Regions from separate parts of the Mus musculus genome. Here all the other regions are linked to region 1. A link is a loop called in an ENCODE intact Hi-C map of the cell type or tissue named here. Cell type or tissue: heart. All regions are shown on one strand.

Region 1 (8,000 bases):
CCAACATCTGCTTACTCGCAGGTAAAGAGGAGTAAATCCAACTGTAAAATACAGGAAAGCACACACCATGAACACACACCATGCAGACAGCACACACTACCGGGAAAGCTATAGAGAAATGCTTTGGTGCAACATTTTTGTATTCAGGCTAGTTTTCTTACTTTATTTGCTCCTGGAAACTGCCTTCTTCTAAAAGCTTATCTGCTTCATCAAGAATAAAGAGACGGATACTGCCCGGATTCAGGTAGTCAAGTTCTATGAGCTGTTTAATTCTACCTGTATGGCAGGAAAACAACAAAACCTGAAATACTTATGACATATCAAATCTGTACAAACCTCAGGAATGCTTTACAGTATTTATCCACAGGTTAGACTGCTTAATTTCCTTACAGTGTACCGTTACATACCACCTAACGGTCTAAGTAATCTTAAAGTCTGAATCCATTCTTTGTCCCCTCCCTTTTCATCACCAGTAACTTTGGTAAACAAACATTACTGCTAATAAACAAACATTACTGCTACCAAAATACTTGAATGCTAGCTGGGCGTGATGGCACACGCCTTTAATCCCAGCACTCCTGAGGCAGAGGCAGGTGGATTTCTGAGTTCAAGGCCAGCCTGGTCTACAGAGTGAGTTCCAGGACAGCCAGGGCTATACAGAGAAACCTTGTCTCGAAAACAAAAACAAAAACAAAACTTGAATGCTATGGCACTGAATCCTAGGTTCTGATTCTGAGTGATTTGTGAGCAAATAACCAGAGAGAACAAAAGAAACCTCAATCCACGGCTTAAACAGGCTTCCTAAAGTCACTTCAGGTCTCAGAAGCTGATCCCATGGGTATTCTCCAACACTCTTCAGAATGGAGAGGAACAGATTCTGTTGAAAACCCAGCCATGTGTCTCTCTGGTCTAATACTCTTCCATTTATGCTGAAAGCAATTATCACCACCATCAAAACTCCCATTTGATTGGCATGCTCACTGTTCTAGTCTTCAAGAACTTCAGCTACCAAGAGGTCTTAATGACTTACCAGGAGATCCAACAGCAATATGACACTTTTTAAGTCTGGTTTTGTCTTGTGATAATGGAGTCCCTCCAATAAAGACATGACATTCTAATCCTTCCATTTTTATTCCAATGGCTGTGATAACCGAGTGTATCTGAACAGCAATTTCTCTTGTGGGAGCCAATATCAAAATCTAAAATAAATTGCAAAACATTCTAACAAGTCAGAGGAATACATTTGAGTGGTACATCCATTTGTTGCAATACACTACATTTTAAGAGATGAGTTTTAAGACAAGAGAAAAATTCAGCTAACAATTAAGAACATACTAGACCGGGTGTGGTGGTGCACGACTTTATCCCTGGACTTGAGAAGCAGAGGCACTTTGGATCTCTGTTAGTCCCTGGCCAGGCTGGTCGACAAAGTTGGGTTCCAGGACAGAAACCCTGCCTCAAACTCCCTCCCCCGCCCCCCCAAAAAAAACAGGGTTTTTGTTGTCATTTTTTTTATACATACATAATGAATATATACATACATAACATATATATACATGTAATAGCAAGTAATAAATTGTAAGATTTTTTTTTTAATATATATATCAAATAGAGAAAAGAGAAAGCCCTGACAAGGGGAGTGGGTTTTTTTTTTTTTTTTTTTTTTTTTTTAAATATTTATTTATTATTATATGTAAGTACACTGTAGCTGTCTTCAGACACTCCAGAAGAGGGAGTCAGATCTCGTTACGGATGGTTGTGAGCCACCATGTGGTTGCTGGGATTTGAACTCCTGACCTTCGGAAGAGCAGTCGGTTGCTCTTACCCACTGAGCCATCTCACCAGCCCGGGAGTGGTTTTAAATGAGATAATCAGAAAGCCCTTTTACATCGAGAGTGTCGGCACACACAGAAGGTTCTACTACCCTAGAAACAGAAATCGATTGCCTCAGTTGAAGACTAGTCTAGGTTTCAGGCCAGCTAGGACTATTCCAAGTGTGCCTGCCTCAAACAAACGTGTTAGGAGCCCCATAAGGAGGTAACATTTGAGAAGAAACCTAAATGTATAGCACAGAGCTAGCTGTGGGACACACTAATGCTTTAGGAAGAGAAAACACAAATTCAAAAGTAGTAAGATATACATGAAGAACAGCAGAAAGACCCACATACTCTCTGTTGTTGTTTCGAGACAGTTTCTCTGTGTAGCTCTAGCTGTTCGTGAACTCTCTCTGTAGATCCGCCTGTCTCTGCCTCCCAAGTGCTGGGATTAAAGGTTTGTGAGAGGACTATATCTCAAAGCTAACTGCAAAGGTTAGGTACCAAAGGCCCCAAGCACCACACAGTACAAACTGCAATGTAACTACTGGAAATGAACATACTGGTTTTAAAAAAAAAAAGACTAGGAAATAAGACTTTTTAAAAATCCCTTAACTCTGGGCACACATCACAGATTTGGGTACTTTATTCTCATTCTCTCTCTCTCTCTCTCTCTCTCTCTTTCTGATTTTCCCAACTATAAATTATTATGTAGTATTACTTTGATACTACATAATACACAGGCACTAATTATTTTAATAATATACCTTAAAAATATGATTTTTACTCAAGTTTGGGATTTTGTCTGTTGCCAAGTATTACAAAGCCAAAACTCTCAACACATCCTAAATCTCAAATAAATTAGCCAATGTACTTTAAAAAGTATATTCATTATCTCCCACGGTTTCGTGGATATAGAACTCAAAGATTCTAGACAACAAATACAAGAATCCTGGGTTTAAAGGAATCACATTGAAGATCGACCATCTCAAAAGCCCCCTTTTGAAGTCAGCCATCACTACACACTCCAGACGACAGTGTCAGGATCACATCTTATTCACTGTTTAATCCCTAGTGCCTACTATAGTATTTATATGTAACAATGGCTAAACAAAGCTTTTTAAAGAATGATCCCCCAAACCCAAAGCTGAGTAGGACAATCTTAAAACCATATCCCGAGGCAACCTAGAAAATGAGAGATCAATACAACACATACACAAGGCTTTAAGAACCACCTGAAATTTCTGCCATAGCACAGTACTTACTAATCCAGAACTTCTACCTTCTATGTCTAATCCCACTCTAGTCAGAAAGTAAATGAATTTTTAATTGTACGATTCCAACTGACAAATGGTCGAGATGTACTTATAACAGAAAATTCCAACTTTAAAATACTGGACGTAGCCTTGGCCACAACTCACCGACGTGACCATCTAGTTTACTTCCCTAACTTGCATACGCTTTGGTCCGGCCTCTTCAAACTCACCATCTGGAAGAGTTACTAGTTTGTCACGACTCTCAATAGAGTCACGTGCTACACACCCCCTTCCGGATCCTGAGTTAGACTCACCTGAGTACTATAGTTTTCAAGAATCAGAGAGTCCAGAGCAATGGTGGAGAATACACAAGTTTTTCCAGTGCCCGACTTAGCTTGGACAATTAAATCTGAGGAAGAAAAAAATTATATATATTACATATTATTACCTAGATTTACTGATGCCACCAGATACCAAATACGAGAAAGGAGAATGAAGAGGTTCTCTGCCATGAGGACCTAGTTGCCACCTGTATTTTTGGTTGACTCTCAAACGCGCAGGAGGTGTGCTTGATGCCCCAATCTCTTAACCACCGAGCTACCTCCCCAGCCCTTTGCGCCCCGAATCTCTGCCGCTCACCTTCTCCAACTTGGACTCCATGCTGGAAGAAAGTCCTACCCTCAAATTCAACTGCGCGCCTTAGAGCCTGGCTTAGCCCCGCGATGGCGCGGAGCCGGAGCTCTCCGGGGGCCACGCCGTCCCCTCCTTCCCCCCACCGCCGGCCGGCCCCGGTCCTCACCGAGCCCGCAGCGCCCCAACGGGATGGCCTTGAGCTGCACCGGAGAGGGTCTCTCGAAGCCGGCCGCCCGCAGACCCTCCAGCACCGGTCGCGACAGCAGCAGCGACTCGAAGTCCGCGGGCTCCGCCAGCACCACGTCCCCGGTACGTGTGCGCGGCCCGCCGATGTCGTGTGCGGTCCGCTGGGTCCACGGGGATGCCGGAGTCGGCTCCACAGCCTGCACCGGCGCGGCCGCACGCTCCGCAGCCATAGTGGACTCGGAGGTTGTCAAGGCCGCCGGGACTTCAAACGCCGCCGCCGCCATGGTAGCCGCGCCTCCAGATCTCGCGATATTTAGACTTGAGGCGGGGCTCCTGGGAGCGAGAAGGAGAAAAACTTTATTGGCAGCCTCCCGGAGAAGACACGGACACGCCTGGAAGCGGAGGGGAAGAACGGAAGTCGGAGGCTGTCACTCTAGGAGGGAGCAGAAAAAAAAAAAAAATGTAGCCTGAGAAAGAGGCGGGAAGAGCGAGGGAAGATGAGGCTACCGGTGTGTTGCCGCCTGCGGCCTGCAGAGGGCGCCGCGTGCCCTTGGTGGGCGCCGCCCGCTGCCGGCCTCCCGCGGCTCTGAGTGCCTGGCCGCGCGGCGGGGCTCCAGACCCGAGCGCCCAGGACGCGCTTTGTGACGCAGCTCGCGAATCGGTCGCCGTCGCCTGGGCTTGGAGTCGGCTCCTTGGGTCAAGCTCGGCTGTAGCCACGCCGAAGTCTTCGCGATCCGTACCCTGTCGCGTGACGGAAGTCTCCTGATATTTAAGTGGAAACCTGGACTGCACGCCAACTCCTAGGCTCTGCTTGATCGCTCTCTCGGAAACCCTAGGCTAATAGACGTCTCGGGTCCAACGGATCTTTTGTGTGCCCTTCCTCCGTTATGGGGTGGGCAACTAGCACACCACTTTCCCTTCCTCTAGACCCACTCATGTGTCACCCTGTCAAAGAGGCTTTTCTTGAAATCTTGAGTGGTTTCCATCCTGACTGCTTCCTGGCCTTTCCCATTATTCCCACCACTATCCCCGAGTTTGATTATTTGGTTTGATTGGCTTAGTTAGTTGGTCTGTTTATTTTCTAAATCAGAGTCTCCCTATGCCGCTCAGGCTGGCCTCAAATTGGAAATCCTCCTGGCTCAACTTTTCAGATACTGAGATGACATGTGTGTGCCACCATACCTGGTCAGGTTCTTCATGATACAACTACCTAAAATGTTTATTGTCCACCCCCCACCACCACCCCCACACACACTTTCCATGAGGACAGAAAGCTATTCTGATTTGTTCCCTTCTGTCTCTGGTAGGAGAAACATAATCTGGCACGTACTAAATACTGTTTTTTGAAAGAGCTCTTAGAACAAAGCTTTAGTCATGCTTCCAAATGTAAGCATATCTTTATTACTTTTCTCATTGATGATGATGGACTGAGTCTCAGAACCTGTAAAAGAACCCCAATAAATGTCCTTGGCCATGGTGTCTCCTTACAGCAATGGAAACCCTAACTAAGACATGTTTGCTTAGAAATTAACAAAGCACTAAGCAAACGTCCACTATCCAAATGAAGGAAGAGGAACTAAAGATCGCAAGCTTCCTCATAGTTGCCCACATCTTTCACCCACCCAATCCACAGATGACAAATCTGAGGATTCCTTTTTGCTTTGCCTTCACCCTCTTTCTATCAAACTACTGTCAAATACTTGTGTCTCCAAATGTCTCATCCACTCCTTTACCATCTCCATAGTATCTACCCTGGGTCTTCTGGTCATCCTAACTGTTGCAAAACCCTTCTAGATGGGCTTCCCTGTCCAGACCATGAACCTCAGAGGCACAGAAATTACTTCCTTTATCTTTCTTTTTCCTAAGAGTTGAATCCATGATGTTGGCATACTACACAAACACTTCACTGTCTAACCACACTCCCAGTTAAAGAGTGAAACTCATTCCTCACTTCTTCCTCTCTCTCAGTCTCTTTTTCTGTTGCTGTGCCAAAAGCACCTTTAGGGAGAAGGTTTGGGTTGGGTTTGGGTTTGGGTTTGGTTTTGGTTTTCTGGACCATGGTTGAAGATACAGTCCATTATGGTGGAAAAGTGAAGGCAGTAGGAACTTGAAGTGGCAGGTCACGTTACATCCACTTTCAGGAAGCGGAGAACAGTGGATGTTTGCAAGTGTGAAGCTTTCTTCACTTTATACATGCCAGGATCCCCAAGAGAGAATGGCCCTGCCATTATTAAGATGTCTTCCCATATCAATTAACCTAGCAGAGATAATCACCCAGGGCCCATCTCCAGGTAATGCTAGATCCTGTCAATTGGATAGGTAATGTTAACCATTACGTTTCCTTTCTCTTTTCAAGATATTTTCTCACATTTATAGAATCATTAGAAACACACTTTTTGTTAAGGTAATGAGAGGATAAATAAAGTTACAGTAGGGTAGTAAGCAACAGATGACATCTTTAAAAGGATCATTGCTTGTGTCTTCAGGTATTCAATCTGTGCCCCGTGCTTCACAATTATAAACCCAAAAAGAAAAACAGAGAAATGGGCTCCTATAAACGTGAGCCATGAAGTTCTTCTAGCGGGATGCTCTGCAGACAGAGAAGCAACGCAAATGAAACAGAGAAAGTAAGAAAGGAAGGAGACAACAGTGTGGTTGATGTTGGTGGAGGATAATTCTGATGGGGATAAAGGAGATGGACATGATGATGGCTGTGGTGACTGCTAGCATTTATTAAACTCACATTCCACGAGGAGCTCACAACTCCAGGAGATGGGTACTATCATCTCCATTTCACAGTTAAAGAAGATAAGGCACTCACCCATCTGACATACTTATGAGTGACAACAGGATTATGGCAAGACATCCATAACGACACGATAGTGGCACTCACATCACTGTGGTAACTCACAGCTCTCTGATTGGACTGAAGGCCCACTCAATAGGAGCAAAACCACACCTGGTACTAGAAACCTAGCCCAACTTCCTGGGGCTGGTGAGGTCACAGATCTTAAAAGAGAACTTCTTAACACCCCTTTGTTAGACCAGCATAATTCCTAACTACATTTCTAAATCTCATTCTTACACTCATAGACAAGTATAGCTTTTTAGAAGAAGCTTCTCTTAGCAGGATGATGGTGGTGCACACCTTTAATTCCAGCCCTCGGGAGACAGAGGCAGGCAGATCTCTGAGTTCAAGGTCAGCCTGGTCTACAGAGCAAGTTCCAGGACAGCCATGGCTACACAGAGAAACCCTGTCTAAAAAAAAAAAAAAAAAAAAAAAAAAAAAAAAAAAAACAAAAGAAGAGGAGCAAATAGAGTCCATCATGGAAAACCACACTGGGCACAAAGCAGAGATCAGTGGATCAGCCCAGCCCCAGTGGAAACATCTACAGCACAGCGCCTGCATTTATGGCTCAGGGAGCATCACAGAAGCAGCAGAAAGATTATACAAGCCAGAATACCACTGTGAAATCGTATCCCCTAGAAATGACTACATAAACAAGACCAGAACGATGCCAATATCAGTACACAAAAGTCTAACACAGAAGTGGGGATGTCTCACAAAGTACCATCCCTAGAAAAAGGACGACTGGGAGAGGGGAGAGTGAGCCCCTCCGAGAGATGAGCCTGTATTGATTATCCACTACAACGTAGTCAGCCCTGAAACCATACACAACAACAAAAACACACTCAGCAAATTATGTTTGCATATTTGTATACACATACATATGTGTGTGCAACAGTAATAGAAAGGAAGCTATCAATTTGAGAGTGGGAGGTGTGGAGGAATTTGAGGGAAGGGACTTGGGAGGAGTTAAAAGGTAAAAGGGGAAGCAGGGAAATGACATAATTTTATTTTAGTTAAAACTATTTTGTAAAAAAAGAAGGTAGAAAGCTGAAAAGGAAGATACCCAGGACCCCCTAAGGATCTTCCTGAGACTTACAGGAGCCCTAAAATCTGGTGACTTCCAGCAGAAGAAATGGACTGCATAGGCCTGTGCCCAACAATGGCTCAGAGACAACAAGGTACTAGGAGAAGTCCTCAGAAGCCAGGCAAAGTGTCCCAGCCTTCCCGCAGTCACAGGGATCCGTCATCATGGAGGTAGGG
Region 2 (8,000 bases), 110 kb after region 1:
TCACTTGTATAATAACTAAAGTTTATTTCATAAAACAGTTAATTTCCCAGGTGTACATCAGGTACTTCTGAAAATAATACTAAAAGGACTATTTTTATTCCTCTTATGAAAGTACACCATTTCTTATTTTAGTTTTACGTTAGTAATCACACAACTTCCCTTTTTATATTGGTGCATGTGTGAGTGCACATCGGACCCCTCACTCTGAAAGGCCTACTTTCAAGAAGAAATGAGAGCACGGCACAGTTCTTTGCTGAACTGCTTGGCTGATCAGAACATAATAATGAATAAAGCTAACCTTATATGTTTAATACTCATTAGGATCATTTAACTTTGAAACAAATTAACCAGTCATCTCAAAACCGTGTGCCCAGGGAAGGAAGGCCAAAACCCCTCACTGTGTAACCATAACTGCTACTACAAAAGACTCAAAATGTAAATTAAGTATATGAAATTCTAAAAGGCACATAAAAATTACTACTTGTGATATGTACACGCACAGACATACACAAAGGATGCTTTGACCTCCTCTCATTAACATATAAAAGGTTAAATATTTCTATTTAATGCTAGTATTTACTACATTAAAAACTACATTAAGTAATGCAGTACTTTTCACTACAACACTGAAATGAACATAAAATACTTGAACTATGCTGTAACTTTTCACAAGTGATTAACTTTATTTGAAAAAGAACATTTAGGGAAAGTAAGTTTATGTTCACAATTTTAAATGTACTAGAATAATAAGATAAATGCTTTGTACAAGTTATTGCTATTGACCATCTGAAATGAGAGCTGTCTGGTGCCAAGACCCTTGTACACTGAGCTCTGCGGCCACTCCCTGGAACCTCTGGTACATGCTACACAGTGCTAGGTGCTTTCTGGGAACTCAGCTGTTCTCCCTCCCTTTACAGATGGCACAGTTTTGGCTGGCTCAGATCAAATCAAGCCATCTAGATTCCAGAACCAGAAATGCTGAAACAAAGCCTTGGTGGTGTAATTTTCTATAAAAATAAACTGGTATCATTCTCCTCTTAAAACTAAACAAAATGTCAAAGATTCGAAGCTGACCTTACATAACACAACAGGAGTCTATTTTCAAAATAACGGGCACTACAACACTTTAAAATTCAACTGCTCTTAACTAAGGACTATTTGATGAAATTTATTGTCAAACATATAAGATTCTAAAAACATCATAAAAACCTAAGCAAATTACAGAGGACAATAAAAACTCCTTATAGAAGAAGTAACTGCCAGAATGAACAACTAGAAGTGTATTTTAAATAAGACCATCGAGTACCCACAAAGTTCACAGTAACAGAAAACACTGTCAAGACTCAGCTACTTCACTATTAGATTATAAAGCACAGAAGAATGTAAAAGTTCCCTGAGAGCAAAGGCCCTCTAATTCACCCCTATATTCCCACTAATTAGCACTCTGTGAAAAGCAAAAATGAGCTAAATTCAACCTGTCTAAAAACAATCGTCTGTGGTGATAACACCCAATGAAAACTAAATTGCCATGAAACTTGTGCTCAGAAAACACGGCTGTTAAAACTAGATGGCCAACTAACTATATGTCTATTCACATACTGATCCTTTTAGAAATAAATCACAAAGAAATATTCCAAAAGGAAAAAAAAAATGTTGCCTAGACTACTGTGAACCATCATTGTTATTCTATGGGGAGGAGAGGATACCTACATGCCCGACAGAAAGAAGATGGACAATCTTAGCATGGTTGAAAGGTTAAAAAGGAAGACATAGGGCAGGATGTAACTTGGTTACTAGGCATTTGCCTAGCAAGTTCAAGGACTTGGGTTCAATCCCCAGAACATTAAAAAAGGAAAGGAAAAAAAAAAATCCTAGATCCTACTCTTTCCTTCCTTCCCCAACCTGAGTTGACTTCCACACAATAGTCAGAAGGATGTTCATAAACTTAGGTCAGATAAGGTCTCTCTTCTACTCTAAGGGCTCCCCCATGTCAGTCAGTGTAAAATGCAAACGTCCCAGTACTGAGTGTAAGAGCCCCCCTTACTTCTCTAATCTCAAGCCCTCTTCTCTCCCTGCTTACTGTTCTTACACCACACTGCCCTCCTAGCTGTTCTCAAAGGGTCACATATACTGGAGGGTCTTTGCCCTAGCAGGCCGCTCGCTCTTCCTGTCATCTTTTTGCATCTGAGGAAGCACACAGCCCTCCTCACTTCCTTCAGGTCTTCCCTGACAGTATTCTCTAGCCCCTCACCAGTCCTCACCCTTCCACACAGCTCTAACACCTGACACTACATTTACTTGGCTAGGGTCTTGTCCCTCCTGCTGAAGGGATGACAGCAAGAACTCCTTATCCACACAGCAGACATTCAATTAAGTACTTCCTGAATGTTGCATATTTTCACAACTGACTACATGAAGACCACACATATGAACAAGCTTGGAAGAGGAAAAAAAAGAAATTATTTGATTTTCAAATGCTCATATTACTAAAACATAGATTATACAAAAGTCTGATTAGTCATGATTATGAGTTTAGAGGGGTCAAAATATACTAGGGAGTATTGGTTAAAAATGGCTACTGGTTAGAGCCGGGGATATAGCTCAGGGGCAAAGTGCTTGCCAACCCTGCTTGAGGCTCTGGATTAGCTCCTCAACACTACAAACAAAATGACTGCTAAAAGTTCCCTGCATGAAGCTGGGTTTCATCCCAACACCACATAAACCAGGGAAGTCTATACTGATCCAAGCACTCTGGAGGTCGAGGCAAGAGAGTTGGTGGTTCAAGGTCTTCCTCAGTGACACCACTGAGCCACAGGAGATTGGGGGGAGGGGAGAGAGGTTCCTGAGAACTTTTCCTCATAAAACTGAAATCAATTTTAAACCTTGTTCCAAAATCCTCAGAATTTAGGGTGAAAGCACGATCACACCTGAGGCCACAAAAAGTGTGCACTTTTGCAAAGTTTTAATATGAAACTGAATAACATCGAGATCTCTGTTCACTTTTAAGATCGGTGTCTATGGGTGGCTTTAGAGGAGACCAGAAGCTGAATACAACATTCTGGGGATAAATGTCTGTTTTGTTTTTCCTGGGCAAAGGAAGAGTTCATATGCATCACCATGTTCTAGAAATGGTTAAGAATGACATTTTTTATAATGGAAGCGGAATGCAACATTTAACATAAAGATTTCTCTCAAAAAGATAAGAGATGTGTAAACAGACCACTCAACTCATTCGACAAATGCTGGGACAGGTATAATCCTTGCTAACGAACACAATCATAACAGAACCTGAAGTAGCAAGGAACTAAACTAAACAAGAGTCACACTAAGAAAGAATATCCGAAAATGTAAATTTAATTTTGAAACAAAGTGTTACAGAAGAGCATAAAGACAGGAAAGAGTCTGGGACCTAATCTAGTACTTACTCTACCAAAGTGTTACAGAAATCAATTACATCAAAAGAAAAAAGTACTCACAGGCATATCTACCCCCACACACTCTGACAGGAAACTCAAAGAAAGTTTCCAAATCCTGTTTCCAGCATCATCTCTTCTAACCGCCCGCTTCTGAAGGCTAACTCCCCTGGTTAATTCTGAGAGTCGACACTTTGACTCTAATAAAAACAGTATCTTCAGCCACCCAAGAAGCAGACAACAGCGGTTGGTACCTGTCCCGCTTGGCCCATTAACCTCCTGCCCTTTTATTCCATTTCTTACACAGTACTTCCTTCAAAGCAGCGACAAAACGATTTTCCTTTCCCAACGGCAATACACTCACAGTTTCTGAGCGGTAGCTCTTTTTCCAAGGCATGAAAGGTCCCCTCAACTCTAGTTTTCTATCCTGTGAGGAAATCTCAGATAGGAGGGGGGGCGGACGCGGGGGACACAACTGTCCTTCCTTGCTCTTCTCCTTACAACAGCCAATTACACAACTCAGCAGAAGACACTGCCCTTAACTTTCTGAGTAAGGAGACAAGCTACAATCCCACCACCCCACACTCCTCACACGCCCTCGGTGGGCGGAAGACCGGAATCACACCGTGGCCTCTTTCCTGACAAAATTCAGGGGTAGCAGCAGATATCAGAGAGTCGAGAGCGACGCTGCAAAGGCGAACACATGGCAAGCGGCAGAATACAGAGGGCAGGGAGGGCGGGAACCCGGGCTGGCGGCGGAGTGGGACACAGAGGTGTCAGCGCTCGGCGGCCGGGGCAAAGGCCGCGCGGAGGGCACCGCACCTCTCCGTCCGCGGGGACGACAGCCGAGCGGGCGCGGACACGCGTCCCATCTCGCGGCCCGCCCCTCGCGGCCGGTCCCGCAGGCCCCGCCGGGCCGCCTCGGTCCGCGGGCGTGGCTGGCTCCGGCCTTCAGCCGCGGCCCCTCCCGCCCGCCGGGCCCCCGGCCGCCGCCCCGGACTCGCGGACGGTTAAGAATAGGCCACCGAGGTGCGGCCAGTCCGCGCCCCTCACTCGCACCCCGTACTCACCCCGCGGCCCGGCGCCTCCTCCACCTCCTCCTCCTCCCTCCTCTCGGCCGCGGCTCGGGCTCGGGCTCTGCACGGCGGCGGCAGGAGCAGCGGCCTCGGGAGCGGCGGCGGCGGCGCCTCCGGAACGCGCACGCACGCAGCACGCAGGCCCCGCCCCCCCCGCCCTGGTCTCCGCCTTCCCCGCTGTGTCCGGAATCTATTTAAGGGAGCCGTTCTTCAAAGGGTGGGGGGCATAGTGTGCCAACAGGAACTGGGGCCTTGCCTTTGAGAAGGTGGTTAAGGCCAACATTGAAATGAGGAAGGGAAAAAAAAATCAGAAAGAGAATTTTGAAGGGATGCAACCATGGGACAGCTGTTAGTTGAGTGCCTAGTAGGTCCCCAATGCCTAGGCATACATAGGGAAAGTCACTTATAGAGCTCTCATCCTCGTGACCCAGGAGAGGGAACACGAACAACAAAAAGAGTAGCAAAATTCACAGGTCACCAGGGAGGGCTTTGCATGCTTTTGTTCGTGCTATGAAGAAACGAGCCTATCCAAAAGAGGCTGGATGAGAAGAATACCTTCCTGGGTTGAGAGGAAATCAGCCACAAACCCCGAGGTGGGGTGTGTCTTCCATATTTCACAACTAGCAAAATGCAAGCGAAAGGATGGATAGATAAGTAGAGTCTATGGCCAAAGAGTACTGAGGCGCCAAGATCTGGACAAACGACCAGACCCGGTGGAGCCTTTGGGCCATTGTAATGACAACAGGAAGCCCCGAGGAGAGGGTGGGCCCAGAAACAACTATATCTAGTTCATGTTTTTAAAGGTTAACTTTATGCAGGGCGTGGTGGTTTACTCCTGGAATCCCAGCATTTTGAAAACAGGAACAGAATTGCCACGAGTTTGAGGTTAGCCTGGACTACACAATGAGTTTCAGGCCCATCGGGAACTGGAGTGAGTCTCACTGTGTATGTAAAATATCCAACTGAAGCACGAATGTTCACAGGGGAAGTCTAAGGTGGCTATTCTCGTCCAATTGGCCAAGAGTGGTTATTTTATTTTAGATTTTGTTTATTTTAGCTTTATTAAACCTATTTTAATAGATTTAGACTTGAGAAAGCAGAGGGTCGAACGAAACAATTAGGAATGAATCTTAGGTTGGGGGCCTGCTGACTGATATCATTTAATAAGAGAGAAGATAGGGTAAGAACAAAGCTGGGACCAAAGAAATTGAGAGTTCAGTTTTATGGGGGATGGAGAAAGTTCAGTGGTGATGAGTCTGAGATATAAATTTGAGATCCATCAGGATGTAGATGATTTGACCCTCCGGTCTACATAAACTCTCTTAGGGATGGGGAGTAACTGGAAGAGAGGACCAAGAGAAACTTAGAGGTTAAAGATAAGCAGAGTTGACAGTCAGGTTAGAGGAACCCCTTGGAAGGAAGGAAGTTGTTAGGGAGTTGTTTTAGAAAAGAGGGAGTGATCAGTCAGTTCCCTTGCCTACTGCTGAAATAGCTAAGAAGACAATTGAATCTCAATCTCTGCCTCACCCCCACCCCACAGTCCCCATCCCCGCCACCCTGATTGGTTCATGCTAGACAAACTGCCACTGAGCCTCATCCTCAGTCAAGAGTTGGGAATTTAACCACTGACCAAGTTTGGCCTGAAGTTTGTTGAGAAGCTTAATGAAAACCCTTCCAGTGTTATCACATGGAGAAATGTCTGATTGGGGTGTGTTGAGAGAATGAAAGAGAGGCGAGGAAGACAGCCAGGAGCTGGCTGAGCCTAGCAACAGTCAGTAGTGGGAATGGTGTGGGGATCCAGGGACAGGATTTTAAAGCTGAGTTACTTCCTTGTGGTGTTAAGAGTGAAAAATAAAGTTCCGGTGCAGAGACAAGAGGAGACACCTAGAGAAACCATGGGAACCAAGAAGCAACAAGTCCTAGCACGGTGCTGAAGCAGTTGGCCTTAAATGTGAACAAGGACAGGAGAGTCACAGACTGTTCTGTAGCAAAGACACAGACACAGAGCAAGTAAGTGTGATTCTGAGGTGGGCACAGCCCACTGCAAAGCAAAGGGGACAAGTGAGAGCTAAAGTCTAGTCTTTATTTTGCCCACCAGGCTGAGTACCTGGTAGGACAATTTCAGCCTTGAGGAAAGAGCACTTTCCTAGCTGTTCTCCCTTAGGAGTGGTGTCTTTTGTCAGTTTTCCATGCCCCACGCACCACGCATCCATGCATCCATGCCCTGCCTGTTCCTTGTGTTTATTTTTTCCAGTTTACACAGTGCTGTAGGTGTTGCCTGCGGACTGACGGATAAGATCAAATCTGGCCTGTGTGCTTCCTTTTATCCTCTCTTAACGGGGTGGGGTGGTCATATATCTACACTGAAATCACTCAGCAAGGTGCCCTCCACTGCTTGGAGTTTTGCTGCTGAAAGTCAATGCGAGAGGAGTGAGAGGTATGTAAGGGAGTGGATGAGACACTCCGGAACTTGACTTGTGAAAGAGAAGAGGCCAACTAAAAAGCAGCGGCACCCGTGGGAAGGAATATTTTCAGAGGAAGCTATCAAGTGAGTGAGGGCGAGGGGACTTTCCAAGGATCCAGCAGATGCAAGTGAGGCAATCAGGGGAGAGGAAGTACGCAGCATCTGTGAAGATACGAGGGTTCAGACTGGCACATCGGAGCTCCATAAAGAGCACACAGCCCTTGGGACTCCAGCTTTGTCACAGTGTGTGTATGCTACGGATCCTCTAGGGCCGACGAACAGACCTGGCACTCACAACCATCTGGAGCACCACGGTCTGGGAAGAAAGAGAACGTAGGAAGGAATAAGCCAGTTAGATACCACTGGGGCCCCTGTGCAAAGCTTTGGGAGACCTCAAATTGGACACTTGACCTTCCTTACACTATGAGCTCGTGATCATTCCTGAAGGCACTTGTGTCCCTAGAGTTTGACAGATGTGAAGTATCTGTTAGGTCCTCCTGTCTTCCCATCTGCTTCACATGGCATCACCTTTCTCAGTCACAAACCTGCCAAGCCTTGGTGTCCTTTAATCCCTTGTCCCTATCTCTATGCCAGTCGCCCTCAAAGCAATGTGCACTGTCCAATAGAACATTCTAACTGGGATGAACATAACCCTTCTGCCTATTTTCATTTATTGTTGGCTGTTTTGGTGTTTGTTTGTTTGTTTGTTTGTTTTTGTTTTTTGTTTTGAGACAAGGTCTTGTTTTACAACTCTGGCAGGCTTGGTAGTCATTGTGTAGTTCAGGCTAGCCCCAAACTTAGGACAGACCACCTGCCTCACCATCCCAAATCCAGGATTACTCCCAAGGCTTGGGTCTTCACTCCCCAAGAACTTCATTGTTCTCTATCTGCATAATCCACAGGTGGCTATTAAATACTTAAAATGTGACCATGTACTGAGGGGCTGTATTTTAAATCTGATTTAAATTTAATTAGATTTATATTTAGATAGCTGCATATGGCTAGAGGCTTCTATATTGCTCAGCTCAGGAATAGATACTTCCTATC
Region 3 (8,000 bases), 140 kb after region 1:
CTTGTTTCTTGTTGTGTCAGTTTAGGTCTTAGAAGCAGAGTGGCTGACTAGATTGTTCTCCATGAAATCAGACCATTAGACAAGTGCTCAGGGCTTAGCCCACTCGGGGTTTTTTTATGTTTAGAAAAACAAGAAGCAGGAATCATCTCCTAAGTCACCAGGACAGACACCCAGTAGGGTCTCACCAGGACAGGCAGACACCCAGTAGGTTCTCACCAGGACAGACACCGAGTAGGTTCTCAGAGGCAAAGCTGGTCCTGTCCTGATGAGGCAGCAACCAGAAATGTCTCAGCAGCTTCTTAGTTCATCACAATGCTGGACTGGGCATCTCAGCTGCACTATTATACTTCAAGTTAAAGTTTTAGGCAAAAGATACATTCTAGAAAGCTCAGTGAGGGCTCCTGAGATGGCTCAGCGAAAAAAGGCGTTTTCTGCTTACCTTGTCCACCTGACTTCAATCCCCAGAACTCACATGGGAGAAGGAGAGGCCCACCTTACAGAAGTTTTCCTCTGACCTTCACATACATGCAGTAACAGGTACACACACACACACACACACACACACACACACACACAGGAGGGGAGAGAAAGGAAGAGGAAAGTGAGGAAGAGGGAGAGGGGGAGTGAGAAAGAGAAAGAGAGAAGGAGAGAGGAGATTATCATTTTTTAAAGCGCAGCAAACAAAACAATACAAAAGAAAATTAAATTAAATTTGGTCCTAAATCTTGATACTGAGATATCATAAATCTAAAAATGGGCTGGCCTGGAGAAATACCATTTTGGCTTAGCAGCCTTGTAGCAACTTAGAGAATTCCAAACTCCAAGACTCAGAACTTGGACGCAAAAGAGGGTTATCAGTGTAGTGCCTTGTCCAGCTGAGATTTACTAGACAGCCCAGTATTAGCAGTTCCCAGGGGGCCTGGGCTTAGCTTGAGTCAGTCAGGGTGTGATAGGCCACAGTGCTGATCTCACCTAGGCAAGCCAACCAAGTTCTCTGCCCCCTCCACCCACCCCCTCAGCCTGCTGTCAGCCACCTCTACCACCCCCACCCCTGCAGTTACCTCCTCTCTGCTATTTACCCACAACACAGCCAGCTGTGGAAGTTCGGTGACTCATTTGCTACTTAGGTATTTTGGGTTCATTACCCTTCAGCCACTTTACTGAGAAGAGCCACTCCCAGTGGTGCCAAAATAGAGAAGAGAGGAAGTAGGGCCAGCAGATGGGAGGGGGTGGGGCAGAAATTCAAGGACTGCTGTGGAAAAGGTCAACGGAGGTGCTGTTGTCCACGCCAGCGCTCCTGAGCAAGGCCACTCCAAAAGCAACAATGGAAAGGAAGCACGGCTTTGATTAAAACTTCATTGAGAGTCCTGGACACACAGCCACAAGTTCTCAACAACAGAGATGATGTGTTCAGGCATCCAGGGGAAGCGTCATTGCTCCTTGGGAATATTTTTAAGCAACCACACCCAAGCCGAGTTGACTTGGCCAAGAACAGGGTGGAAAGCACAATTACTTGAGAGTTAAGCCCAGCCTACAACACACAATCTGATCATTCCCTGTTCTCTGACCCCTGCTTCCAAAATGTGTGCGAACCTTTATCTCATCTATCTGGATTTGTTCTGTGGACTGATTTTGGTATGGAGTGGCTGCTATCTAGAACAGGGAGACATTGCATGAACAGTAGAGACATGTGTGAGCCAGGGTTACAGCTAAATAGTAGAATGCTTGCCTAGTATGCCTTAGGTCCAATTCCCAGCAACCACAAAGCAAACAAAACCTAGAAACTACATGTCAGGTCGTCCAGAAGGATTTGGAGAATGCATTTGAAAGGCTTCAGAATATGGTTACAAATCTTTCTCCTTAGGGATGCTCCATTCCTGGTGCTTCTGCTGCTAACTTGCCTTGTTCCAGCTCCAGTCTCTTTGGAATAAATATAAAATTACTATTTGTGATATTTGTCCTTTGATTGTAGTTTAAGGCTTACAAAATGAATGAGAACCCACTGGGCATATCCATTCCTTTCTAATTATGCATTCATTTATCAGACAAATATTCTCCCCAATACTGAATATTAGAGCCAGTTGTCCAGGTCCAAAGCTGGGGCATGGGCTAGAGGCTGCTTCCAAGAAGTGATTCCAGAATTCAGCTGAACTCTTGAATTCGGAGAGAAAGGAGCTATTAAGGACAACTCATGTTGAATTTTGAGGTTATTGACTTTGGGCTCTTGCTTCCTTCTCATGAGGCTGGGATGTTCATGATGTAGAGAGTGCATATAGCTGCTAAGAGCAACTACTTTTCTGGAAACTGAAACACAAAGCAGTATGCAAATGAAGCCAAGTATTTGATGGGCTAGAAGAAAGATCCAGGTTTTTGATGGCTCATGCCATCACAGTCCAAGGCAACAAGACTTTAGTACCATGGAGATTACATCCTTTTAATTAATAAAAATAATAATACCATGCATTTACAAATTAAAAAACATCACTTTCAAATAGCCTTGGGAGTAAATCATGGGCTAGAGATACAGTGCAGTGGTAGGGGGCGTGCTTAGCATCACAAAGCTCTAGGTTCAAAACTCAGGGGGAACAAAGAACTTCAACACAAAACCCAAATACCTGACTTATTTTATTTTACTTAATTTTTGAGACAGGGCCTCATTCTGTAGCCCTGGCCAACCTGGAATGCCTTCTATAGACGAACTCAGAGATCTTCCAGTCTCTATCAATAAAGCACAATTCTAAGTAGCTTTAGGTATAATCATACAAATGAAGAAACAAATCATAACTAAAATTAGAAAATGTGTACAGTGGCAAATAACAAATAAAAATATGTTCCCAGGTTCTCCTGAAAGAAGCTTCATTAGAAATTTTAAGAAATCAGAAATTAAGGAGCTGTAAGTGTTGAGCTCAAGATAAAGGGATAGCAGCACAGAGGAAGGCAGAGGGAGGCAAATGCTAAATAATAGAAGTCAAAATTAAAATAAGTTATAATAGAAACTGTCAAGAAAACAGAATTTGGCAAGCAGTAAAGACTAATAAAATTGAGATAGATTAAAAGGGAAAATCATTTATATATGCATATACATATATAACAGAATTTATAAAATAAGAAGAATGTCATAAACCTCATACAAGTAAATTTGAACAATTACATGACATACCCAGTTCCTTAGAAAAATGAAACTTACCAAAGTGGACTCAAGAAGAAATAGAAAATCTAATTTAAGAACTACAGCTATTTCTAAGCAGTTGTACTTGTAACTTAACATCCAACTACAAAACAAAATAAAGTAAAAATAAAGCACACAAGGGACTGAGAGGTTTGTAAGTAAATGTAGCCAAATGCCTAAGAAAAAGTTTCCCCAGTCTTATAAATCTACTCCAGCACACAGATAAAGAAGCAGAGAAGAGAGATTGACCACAACTTTTTGTAGGATGCTGGGATGATCTTGGTACCAAAGGAAAAGGACAAAAAGAAAATTTATAGACCCATTTCTCATTTAATACAGATGTTAAATTCCTAAAAAAACCCAAACGTATGGAAAATTAAATCCAGCAGTGAATCAGAATTAACATAAGTTCAGACTTCTCTCAGAACACAATTAGAACATTAGAAAACATATTAATTTGCTACTTTATACCTTGAAGAAGGAAAAATAGTGATCATTTCCATGTATGGAGAGGAAACATTTTCTGAAATTTAATTTACATTAGATGTTATCAGCATAGTTATAGAAGAAGCATCCTTAGCTTGTTAGGTGGTATCCACCATACATTTGCAATGTATACAATAGAATGTATGTGCTGACTTAATCATGAAATAGTATGAGACTATCCCTGATGTCTACAAGCTCAGCCCTGGAGGTCCTAGCAAGAACTGCATGATAAAAAGAAATTAAGCATGTAAGAATTTAAAAGGAATGAACAAGTAATTTTATTTACAATCAATATGGTTATCTACCTAGGAAATTCAAGACAAACTACAAATTATTATAATAACAGCATACCAAAATCCACACATACAAGGTTAAAATGTAAATATCAGATGTGATCCTAAATAGGAGAAACCAATAATTAGAAACTGTAAAGATAATGGGTGTGTGTGTGTGTTTCACTAGCTATGGTGGCATACACCTTAATCCCAGCCCTTGGGAGGCAGAGTCAGGCAGATTTCTGTTGATTTCCAGACCAGCCTGATTACATAGTGAGTTCCAGGCCAGCTAAAAGTACATACTTAGACCTTTTCTCAACCCTTCACTCCTGGAAAAAAACAAACAAACAAACAACAACAACAAAACATATTTCTAGGATCTGGAAAGACAGCTCAGTGGTTAAGAACACCTACTTCTCTTGCAGAGGATCCAAGTTTGGTTCCCAGCATCCATATCAGGTGGCCCACAATAGCCTGCAATGTCATCTCCAGGAAACCTGATGCTTCTGCTTCCTTGGGTACCTGTACATACTTACACATGCCTACCCCCCCACCCCCGCACACACATATACACATAACTAAAAATATTTTTTTATTGTTAAAAAAGGTTTTGGCCAAGTATAGCATCATAAATTGTGTCCTAGCACCAGAGAAACTGAGGCATGAAAATCACAAGTTCAAGGCCAGCCTGGGTAACATATTGAGACCCATCTCAAAAATTCCCCTAACTGAAAACAAACAACAAACCAAAATGACATGCTAATCTTGGAAAATTAAAATTAGAAATCACTGGTCAAGTGTATTAATAACTGGAGATAAGCCAAATGGTCAAATTAAAATTAAATCAATCATTTTATATGTCGGATAAGTAAAATTAAAGACAAAAAGGTCTAAATATTGGCAAAGATGTGGGAAAGATATAGCTCTATGGGTTATCTGCACCCACTCCACTTCCCCTAGAATGCATTTGCACAAGATCAGGAAGCTCCTTTTATTTACAAGCCTAATCTCCACAGCATAGAATAGTGCCTGGTACTGAGGGCAGTATGGACAAGAACTAGGAAAGTTGACGATGCAGATAGAACACTCCATTAGTAAGAACATAGTTCCCAGGAAAGCCCTAGGCAACTTCTTTCATAACTACATCAGAGATCATATATATGCATATATATATAGTCAAAATAGCAGTATATGAGACTAAAGAGATTAATAGAACTATTCATATAATACTTTATCTATCACCTGAAGTGAGTAATATAGAACTAAGGGTGTCAAGGTGAATATAAGATATTTTTCACTGCACTTCAAATATTTTCTCTTGGGAGTTATATATTGTCTTCAAGAGCTAAAATAGAGGCTGGGTGGTGGTGCCGTACAACTTAAATCTCATCACTCAGAAGGCAGAGACAAGCAGATGTTTGAATTCAAGGTCAGTCTGGTCCATAGAGCCAGTTCCAGGACAGTCAGGGATACACAGAGAAACCCTGTCTCGAAAAATAAACAAACAAAAGAACAAAAATAGTTAGAAAAATAACCTCAGTATAAAATTAAAACTAATACTTTAAAGTAACATTTGGTTTGGTTTGGTTTGGTTTGTTTGTTTTTGCAGTGCTGGGATTGAACCCAAGGTGTGGTTGTGCATGCTCGGCAAAGTAGCACTGTGCTCTTCCCAGCCTAATTTGTAATAATTTTTGCTCCTGACAAGTTAAAAAGTAAAACCAGATATAATAAGAGGTCTGAAATGACATGTGGATCTAGAGAGGGTGAAAGGAATCAGAGAAGCATTAGAAGTGTTAACACTTGAGTTGTGCTTAGTCGGTAAGCAGGTGGGAACGGGGCAAGAGATTCTCCATGGAGTGAAGCCAGGCCCAGGCAGAGGAAACAGTGCACTGTAGAAAATAGAGCAGCTCTGGGAGTGTTTAGAAGCTCAGCTGCACTGGAATATGACCCAGCACGGAGTAATGGTGAAAGGTAGGTTGGGATGAAACCTCGGAGAAATTCAAATACACAACAAAGTGGGAAAATATAAGCTAGCTAAAGTCCACCACAGTGCCTGGACTCTTATTTCATATAGCAAGCTCCATTGGAATGTAGATACATTCAGATTAAGGTGTTTTCCTAGTAAACTAGGGGTTTTTTTCCACTTAAAAAGTTATGTCCTTAAGAAAATAAGCCAAGTGTAGTGGCTCACATCTGAAAATACAAAACCTAGAAGACTAAGGCAGAAGGATGACTGTGAGTTTGAGGCCATCACAGAATGAGAGACTGTCTCAAGAACGAAACAAACTGTAAATAAAAAATCAAGGAAAAAAGATAAAATGTTAGTAATAATTGTATTAATACTTAAAAGGATGCTACAACCCAAAGGTATAAATAAATAAACATAGCTAACTATAAGAAGATGTTTCTTACATTCCTTTCACAATTATTACAACTTAGTTTATCTACAAATTTTACCTCAATTGATATAAACAGTCTTTTACTTGCTTGACTTAATTTTAGACTAGAAATTCATTAATTTACATTGGGTGGGAATAGAGTGCTCACCTAGCATCTGTGAGATTCTAAGTTCAACTCTCAGTATGGGGTGAGGAGAAGAAAACTAAGTGATATATTTTATTTTACTACAATTCATAGAGGACAGACCTATGGGCTAATCAGTGATGATACGAGAGACCTAGGTCTGTGTATGGTTTGTTCTTATAGAACAAAGACAGGGACCAATCCTTAATGAGAAGGCTCTTTAGGGCTGGTGATATGTAGTAATGGAGTTTGCATTGTAAACACAAGCAGGTGGGCCACATATACTCTCAACTTGGGGAGAGTATGGAAGGACTCTCCCTAGAGGAAGAGATGCTAAGGCAGGGCATTCAACAGTTGCTGATCTGCACCAGACGAGAGAGGCTTGGAGAGTGTGTCAGGAGGTTCAGGAGTGAAGCAACATGTGTGTACAGTCAAGTATGAGAAGAAAGTATGCTGAGAACTTGATAGAAGAAGACTTTCAAGCTGCAGGCAGGCAGACATAAAGGATCTTGTGAGGATCAGTTCTCTCCTGCGGTTCCTGGGAAACAGCAAAGTACCTTAAGCATGCAAACAGCTGCTTCACTCTGGTTTCATATCCACTCTAAAGATTGCTCTAGAAGTCACCTGGCCACTGGCAGAGTGTGGCAGGTGGGGTAGAGAAGAAGCAATTAGCAGAGCGCTCTGATGCAAGTGACAGCGGACAAAGTCCTCAGCTTAAGTAGAAGCAATGAGAAGGGATCCAGAGATCTTAGGTCACAGAGCCCTACACCTGAGTATCTGATCAGGTTTGTAGGGGAGAGAGGGGTAAATCCAAGGGAATGGATACATGTCTAACTTGCTGCTTATGTGGACAGTGATGCTGAGTACCTTGCATGAAGAGTGGCAGGTGACAGGCAAAGATGATGACTTGTTATTGATGTAGAAAGAGTTGGGTTGGACACGCTGACTTGAAGGTGTAGGTGATATGTGGAATTAGTTTGTTTGATAGAATATCACCAAAGAAAGCCCATAAATAGGCCAGGCAGCACCAAAAGCTCAAAGCAAAGAGTCTTGACTGACCAAAGAATAAAGCAAGGCCAGCAAGTTGGCTCCGCTGGTAAAGTGTCAAGCACAAGGACTTGAGTTTGGATCTTCAGAATACATGCAAAAAGCTGGTGTTGGGGTGTGGAGCCCATCACCCCAGCAATGTCTGGTAGGGACAGGCGAAACCCCAAAGTTCATTTGTAAGCAAGCATACCTTAATAAATGAGCTAACTGAAAGATCTTTTCTCAAAAAATAAAGGGGAGAATGACCAAGGACAGACACCCCGGGTTAACCTCTGACCTCCACATGCATCTGTGCCTGAGCATGTGCACATAGTCACACATAAGAAGCCACACACACACACACACACACACACACACACACACACACACTCACACCGAGAAATACATGAAAAGTGGGGGAAAAGCCGAAAGGAAAGAGATGTCAAGGAGGAAGGTTGTAGAGTTCTAAATAAATTGAAAAGGAGGGGTCAGTCAGGGATAGTAAGGTTGGACAGAGGTAA

What was found. Hi-C counts contacts between places; a loop is a spot of excess contacts. Peaks named below come from ENCODE experiments on the same cell type or tissue, not always from the same donor. Only the 100,000 strongest peaks of a DNase experiment are listed, where the experiment ranks them.
Region 2: a loop joins it to region 1, with 4 times the contacts of the local background. A loop is called at or near these places in 6 of 42 quality-filtered maps.
Region 3: it touches region 1 in a loop (2.5-fold over the local background); 3 of 42 quality-filtered maps call a loop at or near these places.

Annotation. Positions count from the first base shown.
Region 1 is chr3:105,683,255-105,691,254 of GRCm38, forward strand. Ddx20 (DEAD box helicase 20) reads right to left here and starts at 4,317. Exons shown (of 11, transcript NM_017397.3): 1 at 3,870-4,317; 2 at 3,385-3,479; 3 at 1,031-1,199; 4 at 162-276; 5 at 1-41. The coding sequence starts at 4,173. In heart, a CTCF peak has its summit at 4,415 (motif pointing right); a DNase peak (open chromatin) is centred at 4,277; H3K4me3 peaks cover 2,189 bases; H3K27ac peaks cover 1,705 bases.
Region 2 is chr3:105,796,756-105,804,755 of GRCm38, forward strand. Rap1a (RAS-related protein 1a) reads right to left here and starts at 4,626. Exons shown (of 8, transcript NM_145541.5): 1 at 4,484-4,626. In heart, no CTCF peak of the experiment used is centred here; DNase peaks (open chromatin) are centred at 4,506, 5,026 and 7,106; H3K4me3 peaks cover 3,088 bases; H3K27ac peaks cover 2,071 bases; H3K27me3 peaks cover 1,770 bases.
Region 3 is chr3:105,824,693-105,832,692 of GRCm38, forward strand. Gm46838 (a long non-coding RNA gene) reads right to left here and starts at 1,161. Exons shown (of 2, transcript XR_001784065.2): 1 at 1,062-1,161. In heart, a CTCF peak has its summit at 3,852; a DNase peak (open chromatin) is centred at 1,299; H3K27ac peaks cover 935 bases; H3K27me3 peaks cover 548 bases.